2 separate regions of the Homo sapiens genome follow, and region 2 is linked to region 1. A link is a contact called in ENCODE Hi-C or POLR2A ChIA-PET data. All regions are on one chromosome and are shown on one strand. Each heading gives the region's core, a stretch centred on a gene start or an enhancer-like site at or near the end of the contact. The rest is flanking DNA. Distances are from core to core; before and after follow the strand shown.

What was found. Hi-C counts contacts between places; a loop is a spot of excess contacts on that map. ChIA-PET counts read pairs that join two places held with the same protein, here RNA polymerase II (POLR2A). Pooled maps may share reads with other maps.
Region 2: a loop to region 1 is called in a pooled map, with 7 times the contacts of the local background. The contact joins the promoter of CDS2 here to the enhancer-like site in region 1. A Hi-C loop is called at or near these places in 5 of 50 pooled maps. POLR2A ChIA-PET finds 5 or more read pairs at or near these places in 2 of 52 experiments (GM10248 and activated B cell).

Annotation. Positions count from the first base shown.
Region 1 is chr20:4,035,318-4,041,598 of GRCh38, reverse strand. No RefSeq gene overlaps it. Among named protein-coding and RNA genes, the nearest start is that of RNF24, 23 kb to the right of the region's middle. RefSeq lists an enhancer at 3,606-3,655. Within about 2 kb of position 3,383, at least 14 of the 41 ENCODE cell types and tissues checked have a DNase peak (open chromatin) inside an H3K27ac peak, as active enhancers do.
Region 2 is chr20:5,123,476-5,129,756 of GRCh38, reverse strand. CDS2 (CDP-diacylglycerol synthase 2) reads right to left here and starts at 2,749. Exons shown (of 13, transcript NM_003818.4): 1 at 2,608-2,749. The coding sequence starts at 2,664. It also overlaps a transcript of PCNA not described here. RefSeq lists enhancers at 1,911-2,000, 2,577-3,078 and a silencer at 2,341-3,260.

The DNA.
Region 1 (6,281 bases), core at 2,134-4,633:
GGTCTTGAACTCCTGGGCTCAAGTGATCTGCCTGCCTTGGCCTCCCAAAGTGCTGGGATTACAGGTGTGAGCCTCCGTGCCCAGCCTCCTTTCTGTCTTGGCCTCTGCATATTCCTCCAGGCAGTGGGGACCCGAGGAGTGGGAGGCTGGAAGGAGATTTGAAAAGGAGAATCAGGGACAGCCAAAGGGAAAAGGGAGAGAAGAGGATGCTGAAATTAAGAGATCAATAGCGGGGGACTGGGCCTTTCACCTCCTACTACTCAGAAGCTTGGCCTGAGACAAAACTCACCAAATGAAATAGCAAGTCTGTCCCCTGTGTCCTGGAACACCAGACCCAACAGTGAGGCTGGGTCCAGAGTGGGATGATGGCCACTGCTGACCAGTCCACAAGGCAGCTATCCAGCCCCTTTTAACGATCTCCTCTAGCTTTTAGGGTGAGAGCTTCTCATTTTTCTCAGATTCTCTCCAACCTCTGCCTCTATCATTGTTTCTTCTTTCCCTGTGCTCCTTAGGAGCATTTACCATGTGTCAGACATGGTGCTGGGGACAGAGAAATGAGTGAGGCCACACACAGTCCCTGCCTCCTGGAGTCTACAATTAAGTCTTCCATTTTCCTCTTTTTCCTGAATGCCAATGCTCCCTGTGGTTCAGTCTGCAGCATTCGTGTCCTCTCTCTCTCTCTCGCTTTCTCTTCTGAAAGCAAATATTTTTCCCTCTTTTTCTTTTTATGATCTTTGTTTTTAAAAAAGAAATTTAATGGATAAGTTAAATTTCCTCTTTCTCCCAGAGTTCATCATTCTCCTGATTAGTAAGAATATAGCACCTACTATGTGCCAGGCACCTGACACACATTAACTCATTTAATGCTTCAAACAAAGCAGGTAGGCACTATTGCACCATTACTTGCTCCCAGTACCTCCTTCTCCTGCTGCCCTTGCTCTGGATCACTGTGGGTGGTGTATACTTTCCCTACCCCACTGGAATGTGGGTGGAAGCAATATGCCAGTTCTGGGCCAAAGACTCAAGAAGGCATCATGTGCTTTCAGCAGCCACCCATGCATGTGACCTCTGCCCTGAAAAGAACAAGCCCTGGATAGTTGCTGGTGGAGACACGTGGAGCAGACATGAACCTAAGCCACTTCCTGGAGCCCAGTCCAGCAGAGCCACAGCCAACTCACAGGCTTGTGGATAGAAAATAACTGCTTGTGGTTGAAAGCCACTGAGCTTAGGGGTTGTTTGTTACACAGCATTAGGGCAGCAATTGCTGGCTGATACAATTGGCATTTCCCATTTAACACATAAGCAAGCTGAGGCCTGCAGAGGTTAAATAACTTCTCCAAGATTATACAGCTAGTAAGAAAAGGAACTAGGATGCAAATCCAAGCAATCTGGCTGCAAGTCCCACTACTCTATATTGAGTATTAGCATTCCCAAGCATGCTGTTACACTTTTACTATATATGTGTGTGTTTGTGTATGTGTGTATATATGTTTACTATGTTACATACATATATGTTTACTATATATACACAGATATATACATACATAAATGCATATATACATATATACACATATATATGTAAACGTATTGTTTTGCGTGTCTTTAAACTTTATATAAATGGCAACATTAGGCCCGGCACGGTGGCTCAAGCTTGTAATCCAGCAGCTTAGGGGGCCAAGGCAGGTTGATCACTTGAGGTCGGGAGTTTAAGACCAGCCTGGCCAACATAGTGAAACCCTGTCTCTACTAAAAATACAAAAATTAGCCGGGCATGGTGGTGCACGCCTGTAGTCCCAGCTACTTAGGAGGCTGAGGCAGGAGAATCACTTGAACCTGGGAGGCGGAGATTGCAGTGAGCCGAGATCATGCCACTGCACTCCAGCCTGGGCGACAGAGCAAGACTCAGTCTCAAAAATAAATAAATAAATAATACATAAATAAATGGCAACATTATATATATCATTTGGTAGCATGCTTTTTTCACTCAACATCATGCTTTTAGAGTTATCTCTGATGATACTCATAAATCTTGTTTATTTTACCTGCTGTATTCCATTACGTGAATAGATCCAACTTCCTATAAGATGCACATTTCATTTATTTCCAGCTTTTGTTTTTTCAAATTATGCTGCAATGAACATTCCTTGTCTCCTCATGCACATGCAAAGTTTCTCTTGGGTATGTGACTGGAAGTGGAATTGCTGGGTCACAGGCCATGTGTGTCTTCCTCTCTATACAATATTAGCAAATTGCTTTCTAAAGTTTTATTCCAATCTATAGCAGGGTGTGAGATTATCTGCTACTCCACATCCTTGCTATAGTAGAGGATACTGGTGCCCCACACAGATCCCCTTAACAGGCTGGTCCACCCCTGGCCCAGCTGCTGCATGTGTCAGCTGCTAAGGGCTCCCAGAAATCCCCTTGCTGGAGAATCACGCTTGGTCATGGGAGTCCCCCGTCTTGTAACCCCTGCATGATTCCAGGCCCACAGTGGACCTCTATTTATCTGTTTTGAATGGGATCCAAAGGGTAGAAAGAAGAGAGGGAAGCAAGAGAAAGATGCCGCAGTCCCCCTCTTCTTGCCTGGAGCCTCCCAAGCTCCAAGGCAAAGGAAGACAAGGGGAGAGGAAGAGGAGGAAGGAAGAAATGAAGGAATGGCTCCAAGGAGGCGGACAGTAGGGAATATACATTTCAAAGCCTATCCCCTGGGCAGGTGGGCTGGAGAGTGGAAATGGGCAAGCCTCCCCGGGCAGGTGATATCGAAAACCCCGTGTCATCCCCTGCTGGGGAAAGCTGATTCTGCCTCCATCATCCTCTTGCTGACTTACTCCTTCATCTCCTTGCCTTTCTATGCCTGTGACACCTAATTCCCTGAGTCCATTCATTCACCTTGTTTGTTCACTGTATGCATCTCCAGAGAATGTTGTCCCATGCAAAGTAGCAGTTCATTGTTTATTGAGAGAATTAAATGATGAAATTCACTTGGTACCCACAGGATTTTTAATAGGAGACAAAAGGCTTTATAGAAGTTCCAAATTAATAATTTTTCCCCAAGTGTTACCAAACCCTCCATTTATACTCATTGCCCACAGGCACTTCCAATTATGAAACCATAGCCCATTTTCCATCACAAACCTAGTTTCTCTCTTTTTCCTCTCCCTGCTCACAGAGCCCTGCTCCCTCCTGTCGTTCTCTGCGATCCTAGTGCCCTGGGACAGGCTCCACCCGCCCTCTGGGCTGACTGCAGCTCCAGGCCGCACTCCCTTTCGGCTTCATGTGCACATTCTTGGCAGCCATTAAAACTCCTCTCTGAAACCACAGGCTCCACCCTCACCCTGCCTCTCTGCGGCCCTACCTCAGCCAAGGACTTCCTCAGAAGTAGACCCACCCCCCTGTCTTCTCCAAGCTGCTGTCACTGTCACCATCATCTCACTTCCTCTACCTCCTTCCCCCAGACACACACGCACATGCACACAAACACACACAGTCACGCATACACACACCACATGCTATGTAACCACTGAAATATGTCTTCCTCTGTATTTCTGCATTTTAGTTTATAGCCCCTTGTACCACCTTCCCCTTCTCACAGCACTGGCTTCCTCTGGGCAGATGTTGCCAACTCAGAGCCCCTTTTATTCTGAACCCTGGACCATGGGCATGTGGTGGACAGAATAATGATACCCTTCAAGATGCCCACATCCTAATCTCCAGAAGCTGTGAGTATATTACCTCACATGGCACAAGGGACTTTATGATGTGATGTGTTTAAGAATCTCAAGAGCCTGTAATACCAGCCAAGGCGGGCGGATCACTTGAGGTCAGTTCAAGACCAACCTGGGCAACATGGTGAAACCCAGTCTCCGCCAAAAAATACAAAAATTAGTCGGGCATTGTGGCACATGCCTGTAGTCCCCAGCTACTCGGGAGGATGAGGCAGGGGAATCACTTGAACCCGGGAGGCGGAGGTTGCAGTGAGCCGAGATCATGCCACTGCACTCCAGCCTGGGCGACAGAGCAAGACTCCATCTCAAAAAAAAAAAAAAAAAAAGGAGTGGGAAGGCCAGCACAGACAGAACCACCTTTGTGCTTTGGAGAATGCCCTCAGGCAAAGAGATGTAGTTTCTAGTTACAGAGCACACTGTAGTCATGAGTCCCACGTACTGAGGTGGGTACACGTTCAGTCAGCAGTGCCTCCCTCCAGAAAGGAGGCATCCCCCTACCCTTGGCCTCCATACCTTTCCTGCCCAGAGTGGAAAGATGATGGGCTCTGGGTTCTAATTCTGACACCTGAGTAGGAGTCTGTGGAACCCCATCTCAGTCTGGGTTTGTCTAGTGTTTTATCATGATGAGATTGATGTAAGAGATGATACTGTGCTCAACTCAAGGCATCACATCAGGGAGTACCTAATGTCAGTATCAATTATTACTAGTAATACTAACCTTGATCACTTGATTAGGGTGGTATTTACCGGATTTCTCCACTTTTATATTTTTTCCTTCTTAAAACGTTTTTAAAATTTATTTATTTTAAATTTTGTTTTATTCTTTATAACAATAGAGATGAAGTCTCACTCTATTGACCAGGCTGGTCTCAAACTCCTGATCTCAAGCAATCCTCCCATCTCAGCCTCCCCATGTGCTAGAATTACAGGCATAAGCCACTACACCCAGCCATTTTTTCCTTTATAATTAATAAAAATACTTTTAGCAACTATCAGTGAATCTTACTGCAACCATTATTACTATAGGTTTGCCTAATGGTGCTTTTCTATTTCCCTCATTTTTAAACCTAGTTTTAAATTCTTTTACACTGCAGTTTCCTCATTTGTAAATGGGGATGATCATTATACCTACCTCACAGGGTCACTACGGGATTAATTAACACATATGAAAGTGTATGGCACATCACAGGTGCTTAGTCAACGTGCTTCTTTTCCCAGCATCACTCAGGGGAAGACCTGGTTCATCAGCCGCCTGCCTCAGACTCTTTGCCTGCCCTGCTTCCCTTGTTCATTGGTCCTCTCCAAGCCCTGAGGGGGATGCTTAACGTCCACTGGAAGGGATTCCAGAGTAAAGCGTCCACACCCACACCACAGGGAGCAGAACATCTCCCCGATGAGTAAACGAGAGAGTGGTCCTGTGGCTGATAGTGCCCTCTCACCTGATGGGCAAAGTCAAAGATAATCTGTCAAAGGAGGAAGCTATCCTTGACTTAGCACAACACAGAGACCAAGAGAAGAGATGGAGGAAAGAAAAGACTTCTCAGGAACTGGCCTCCAGCCTCAGCTTCCCAAGTAGCTGGGACTACAGGCATGATTGCCCAGCTAATTTTTTTTTTTTTTGTATTTTTTGTAGAAACAAGTTTGCTGGGCAACCAGCAAGTTGCCCAGGCTGGTCTTGAACTCCTGAGCTCAAAGCAGTCCACCTGCCTCGGCCTTCCAAAATGCTGGGATTACAGGTGTGAGCCACTGCTCCCAGCCAAAGTAAGATATTTTGAGAGAGACAGAGAGAGAGGATATTCACATAACTTTTATTACAGTGCTATATCAATAGGCTAAAAAATAATAATCCTATAATCATATCAATTGATACAGAATAAAGCATTTCACAAAATCCAACACTCATTTATGATTTTTTAAGAAGTCAATTTTTTAAATTGGGAAACCAACATAATAAATCTAAACTTATTGAAAAATGAAATCAGTAACTAATCTTCTCTGTTTCATTCCAACTTTAGTATATATGCTTCCAAAGTAAGAACTCATTTACGATTTTTTTTTTTTTTTTTTTTTTTTTTACAGCTATCACGGGTGATTTTAATTTTCAACTTTAGGCTTCCATTTTCAAATTCCACAATGAACACATAAGGTGGAGTTCTGGTTTCAACACACACACACACACACACACACACACACACTCCTGCCTCCTAGTGGGCAGAGATTTTTGTTCACAAAGAATCTTCTGCCAAATGCCTCCGAGGTACACGTAGGTCTTGGGGAGCCCATGGGCCAACTGTTTTGTGGGCACTCCTGTCTTCGGTAGGCAGGTTCTTCAGAGCTTTGAGACCTCCACAACCTTGCGCTGCTCTCCTGGGGCAGCCTTCATGCAGGGGTGTCCTGAGGACTTCCCAGGGCACCCAACTTCAGCACTGTCATCCAGTGTGCGTTTCACGGAACTTTTTTTCCCAGGAGAAATAACTTTATTTGAACTGAGAGCTGGAGAATGAGACAAGGACTTGAGACAGCATGAGTAGAGGTGAGGTTCCAAAACGGCAGTCA
Region 2 (6,281 bases), core at 1,500-3,999, 1.1 Mb before region 1:
ATACAAAAAAAAAAACGCCAGGTACAGTGGCTCATGCCTATAATCCCAGCACTTTGGGAAGCTGAGGCGGGAGGATCACCTAAGGTTGGGAGTTTGAGGCCAGCCTGACCAACATTGAGAAGCCGTGCCTCTACTAAAAATACAACATTAGCCGGGCATGGTAGCACACGCCTGCAGTCCCAGCTACTCGGGCGGCTGAGGCAGGAGAATTGCTTGAACCTGGGAGGTAGAGGTTGCGATGAGCCAACATCATGCCATTGCACTCCAGCCTGGGCAAAAGAGCGAAACTCCCTCTCAAAAAAAAAAAAAAAAATTAGCCGAGCGTGGTGGCGGATGCCTATAGTCCCAGCTACTCAGGAGGCTGAGGCAGGAGACTAGCTTGAACCTGGGAGGCAGAGGTTGCAGTGAGCTGAGATCGTGCCACTGCACTCCAGCCTGGGCGACAGAGAGAGACTCCGTCTAAAAAAATAATAATAATAAAATCCCATACATGACAATTCAGTGACAATTGAGAAGTTCTGAATAATGGGGTGAGGAACTGATTGTCTTGTTCTCGGTAATGAACATCAGGCTTTTAACAGAGTGCATAGCAGCTGTCTTTTAGGAAACAACACGCCACAAGTGGACCTCATGACCCCAGGCATTCTGTCACTGTATAAGTGATATAAGTGCACCTCTAGCTGGACAGCTCCTCAGGTCCTCCCAGTCTAAAGTACAGGATGTGAAAGTAAGACGGTTCAACTCGCACTTTATCTCTGGGGGATGGATCCAACGAGTCCGGGAAGGAGGGTAGAATCTTTATGTTGCATCTCATAATCCCAAGGTTGTTTTTTGACATTCTAATTATTGTACATAGTTAGCTTTTCAAAAACATGGCCCACCAGCTATCATGCCTTCTTTCTTCTCTCTCTCCTCACACCTTCTAGGTCCACAAAGTCCCACTAACATCAAGCATGATCTCACCCTTAAACAGAGCTACAGAGCCTCCAAACATCTGCATACTCACCAACTAGTAGTACAAGGTAAGTCAGAATTCTTTCAGGCTGAACCAGGATAGCCAAATGAAAAATTAGAGACTTCAAAGTATCTTGTCTCTGCAAGCGACTGCTAAATCCTCAGCCCCAGCCCTAAATGTTCTCCAAAATATGTTTTTGTTTTTGTTTTTTGAGACAGGGTCTCAAACTCCTGGGCTCAAGCGATCCTCCTGCCTCAGCCTCCCTAGAAGCTAGGATTACAGGCGAGCAGCACTGTGCCTGGCCAAAATATATGTTCTAAAAATCGGTAGGAACAGTTCTCTTTGGATAGTCCACTGTCAACTGCAATAACACGAAAGTTGTTTAAAAAAAACCCATGATCTCATTATCTTTCACCAAAAACATTCCTCCTAGTGTAACTGCTCTGTTGACATCCTGTCACCAAATCTTGTGCTTTCTTCCTTCTGGGTGTCTCCCTAATGTCCGTTGCGTCCAGTCATCAAAAAGTTACAGGCTGCATTAGGGGAAGCCGTGAGCCTGGTGTAAGGCAACAGGGATTGGTGGGAACCGATGATCCTCAGCTCCAGCCAACCATTGAGCAGGTGACAAAGTGATGGTGGACCCTCCAATTATCTAAGACAGGCAAGAAATTTAGATTGTTAGGAGAAACTTTCTGATTTTTAAGGCAATATGTGGGCCAAAGAAAACATCTACAGGTCACTCATGGGCAATCCCGAGTGAACCAGGCTCCCTCAGTCTGGTCCAGGCTCCCTCAGTCCCTTCTACACATCACTGTCTGATCAGTTTCCCAAACACAGGGCTCCTGATCACTGCTATCTCGGAAAGCACAACTACTGCTACAAAGTCCTATACTGCCATTCAACCTCCACAGTAATAAAACCAATCCCTACCTTCCTTAACTCCCCTACACAGATCTTTCACTTCACCCAAAGGAGTCCACTCCCCCACCCGTCACCCCCGCCACTGTCCCCGCCAAGATGGCCTCCTTCCTACTCTCCTCCCCTACCCACCAGAGCCCACACGGTGCAGGAAACAACCCATCAACCGGGAGGACGCCCTCCAACACCTGCTGATGACGGACTGGCTCACTGGGTAACACCCCTTTGCTCAAAGCCGATGATTTCATGCCCAAGAAGGGATTTACATCTCCCAGGAGGCAAATGCTATGGCCTTGTCCTGATTCCCCCACCCCCCAAAATAATAACATTGTAAAAGGGAACGGAGAGCCTAAGTTGCGCTCAGAGGAGCCGCCTCCCTAAGAAGGCTCTGCATATCTTCACCTCCAGGAAGGCCTCACGGAGTTGGGGGAGAGGGGAGTCCCCGCAGCCAGCCCAGCGAGGCAGGAGGCCGTGCGCCACTCCCGAGAAGCTCCTTCCTGCGCCCCGGGGGAGCCACTTCAGTCAGACCCTGAGCCGGGACCCCGACCCGCCGACCCCTGACGCGCGCGCCGCGAAGGCCGGGCACCCGAGGGCCCTTCGCGCTACCCGGGCCCGGGGCCGCCGTCGGCTGCGACAAAGGGTCAGAGAACAAGACGACCCCTCTGCGCGCGTCCCCCGCAGGCCTCCCGGATGCGCCGCTGTCCCGGCCGCGCCCACCCCGACGCTGCCGCTACCTTGTCCTCGGGTGGCGCAACCGGCTCATGGGCCACCCTCTGCCTCAGCTCTGTCATCCTGGGAAAATCGGCCCGACGTCGCCGCGAGCTAGCAGCGAAGCCGCCGGAGCAGGCAGCTCGGCGCGGGCACGCGCGGACTCCCACGGCCGGCCCCGCCCCGCCCGGGAGGCGCGCGGCTCTGAGCGGCTCACAGTTCCCTTAGCAGCCCAGCAGCCAGCCCTGGAGCTCGGCCCCACCCAGTGCCGTCACCGCCCTTTCACCCGGGCCGAGCGGGGTCAGCCTTCCCTAGCCCCGACCCGAGAGCTCCCTCTCCCGGGAGCAGGGCTCGGAGCGAGTGCGCACGCGCAGCGCCACCATCACGGTCCGGAATATCCACCAATGGCGCAAATACGCCAGGGAGGCAGGGCGACGGGGGCGGGGCGGGGCGGAGCAGAGTCGAGAGGCGCGCATTGGACGGCAGCGTCAGGGGCGGGAAAAGGCGTGCGTTTCAGTGTGCGATTAGCCAATGGGAGCTCCCGCTTAACCGCGGATGGCCGGAGCTGGCGCCCTGGTTCTGGAGGTAACCGGTTACTGAGGGCGAGAAGCGCCACCCGGAGGCTCTAGCCTGACAAATGCTTGCTGACCTGGGCCAGAGCTCTTCCCTTACGCAAGTAAGTAGACGTTATTTAGGTCGAATGGAAAGGCCAGGTGAGCCGACCTGGTTAAGAGCATTTTATCACTTATCACATGATGAGAAATGAAACCCACGCTTCAGTCTGCTTTGCTTTGCCAAGCGGTCGCTAGTACTTGTTAAGCACTAATTGTATACTAGGCACTGAGCTGAGTAATCGCTTTAGTTGGCTTATCTCGTTTAATCCACACATGGCTTGGAAGTGGGTATGATTTGAATTTTACAGTTAAGATCTTCCTCAGTGGTTTGTTTGTTTGTTCGTTTGTTTGTTTGTTTTGTGACGGAGTCTCGCTCTGTCGCCCAGGCTGGAGTGCAGTGGCATGATCTCGACTCACTGCAACCTCTGCCTCCCGGGCGCAAACAATTCCAAGGTGCGCGCCACCACGCCCGGCTAACTTTTGTATTTTTAGTAGAGACGGGGTTTCACCATATTGGTCAGGCTGGTCTCGAACTCCTGACCTCAGGTGATCCGTCCGCCTCCGCCTTCCAAAGTGCTGGGATTACAGGCGTGAGCCACCGAGCCTGGCCCTTCCTCAGTTTTTCAAATTTGTCTTCTGGACTATGGAAAGACCTTTTTTGGGACAGAAGTGCTGTCTACTTTGTTTACTGTGCATCCTCTATGTCTTTGACACATCCATTGTAAGTACTTGTTGGATGGATTTAAAACTTTTAAAAGGACCTTAGCCAAGGTCTCCCAGCTAGAAAGTGCCTAGTAAGAATTAGAACACAAACAGGTTTGTTACCAGCCCACACTCTAACCACCATACTATACTGCCTGCCTGCATTTATTAATACTTGTGTTGCTCCAGCATTGCCTTTGGTGTTTCCTGTTCTTTCTATTCACTGCCCTGTAAGTGATGTAAAACACATATAACACTGCGTCCCCAACTTAAGCATACTGTAATCTCACAATGAGACACTTGCACACAAAAGAATTGCAATTTCGTTTTTTAAAAAAATATAATTTTACATTTTTCTTCTTTTCAATTTTTAAATTTTAATTAATTTATTTCTCCTTTTTTTAGAGACAGGGTCTCACTATGTTGCCCAGACTGGTCTTGAACTCCTGGGTTCAAGAGATCCTCCCGCCTAGGTCTCCCAAAGTGCTGGGATTACAGGCATGAGCTACCATGCCTGGCTAAAATTTCCTATTGGTAATTTTGACCTGAGCTGTGAGTTTTGGGGCAGGTAGTGAGAATTCTGAAAACAGCATTATATATTCCTGATTTCTATATGAGTATATGCCCGAGTAGCTTGGACTACAGGTGTGCAGCACCACACCCAGCTAACTTTTAAATTTTTGTGTAGCGATGAAGTCTCACTTTATTGCTTAGGCTGGTCTTAAACTCCTGGGCTCGAGCAATCCTCCCACATAGGCCTCCTAAAGTTCTGGGATTACAGGCATGAGCCACAGCACTCGAGCAAGATGATCTTCTAAGACAGGTGAAGATGTTAGTGTCTAGAACTTCACCTTCAGGGGCACGTAGGTATGAAAGGTCATATCTAAGTGAGTGTCATGTCAGTCCTTCTAGAAACTCAGCTGCTCCTTTTCAAATCCAGCCTAATAAAAGGAGGCTTGGAGAATCAATGCACATAAGTCAGAATTATAGAATGCACAGCATGATTACTAGGATGGATAACATGTGGTCTGAACAAACTTCTCATCCATTACACTCAGCCCTCTCAGGTTAATGGAACTCAGATCAAGTATATTCCTGAAGTCAGTACTGTGTGACGAACAGGGGTCTGGTGGAAGTGATGCTAATAGGGCTTTAGGCCAGCTTTAGAGCCCTTCTCTCTCTCTCTTTTCGTTTTTTGTTTTCTTTTTGTTTGTTTTTTGTTTTTTTTTTTTAGACAGTTTCCCTCTTGTTGCTCAGGCTGGAGTGCAATGGTGTGATCTCGGCTCACTGCAACCTCCGCCTCCCAGGTTCAAGCAATTCTCCTGTCTCAGCCTCCCGAGTAGCTGGGACTACAGGCGCCCGCCACCACAGCTGGCTAATTTTTGTATTTTTAGTAGAGACAGGGGTTTTAGGTCAGGCTGGTTTTGAATTCTTGACCTCAGGTGATCCGCCCACCTGGGCCTCCCAAAGTGCTGGGATTACAGGCATCAGCCACTGCACCTGGCTCAAGAAACATTCTTAAGCATGCTTGATCTTGGTAAATGCCCCTGATTTCTTCTGTAGGAAAAAACCCTAGAGATCGAATTTCTGTGTCAAAGAATAAGTAAAATTCTAAGGCTTTTGATACACATTTCTAAGTTTCCACCAGAAAAATTATACCAATGTATACTCCCACTTGCAATGTATTTAAGTGCCTACTTCCTTGAATCCTTCCTAACACACCAGGTGTTAACATGATTTTTATTAATTTGGTAGGTTAAAATTCTGTCTCCATTGAATTTACATTTCTTTGCTTATTAATGTGGCTAACAAACTTCACGTTTATGAAGACTAGGACTGGACAGTGGAGGCCAGATACCTCTGGCTTTTTGTTTAGATGAATAAATTTTCTATTTCTCTTAATCCATTCAAGTTGAGTTCTCTGTCACTGAAACCTAAACTATACTAACCAATATAATCCTTTGAGGCATACTGAAGTCTTAAAACTTGTATGGTTATTCATTATGTTTTATGGGTTTTTTTCTTATGTTTGGAAGCCCATAGGAAGATCTCATAAATATTTACCAAAATATTTTTCCATTTCTTATTGGGTCAAGATTTGAATTTGAATTCTTTATCTAGAATTTAGTGAATAATTATTAGGAAAAGTCTTTTTTTTTTTTTTTGAGATGGAGGTTTGCTCTGTCACCCAGGCTGGAGTACAGTGGCGCAATCTTGGTTCACTGCAACCTCTGCCTCCCGGGTTCAAGCAATTCTCCTGCGTCAGCCTCCCTAGTATCTGGAATTACAGGTGTGCACCACCACGCCCAGCTAATTTTTGTATTTTTAGTAGAGACGGGGTTTCACCATGTTGGCCTGGCTGGTCTCGAACTCCTGACCTCAGA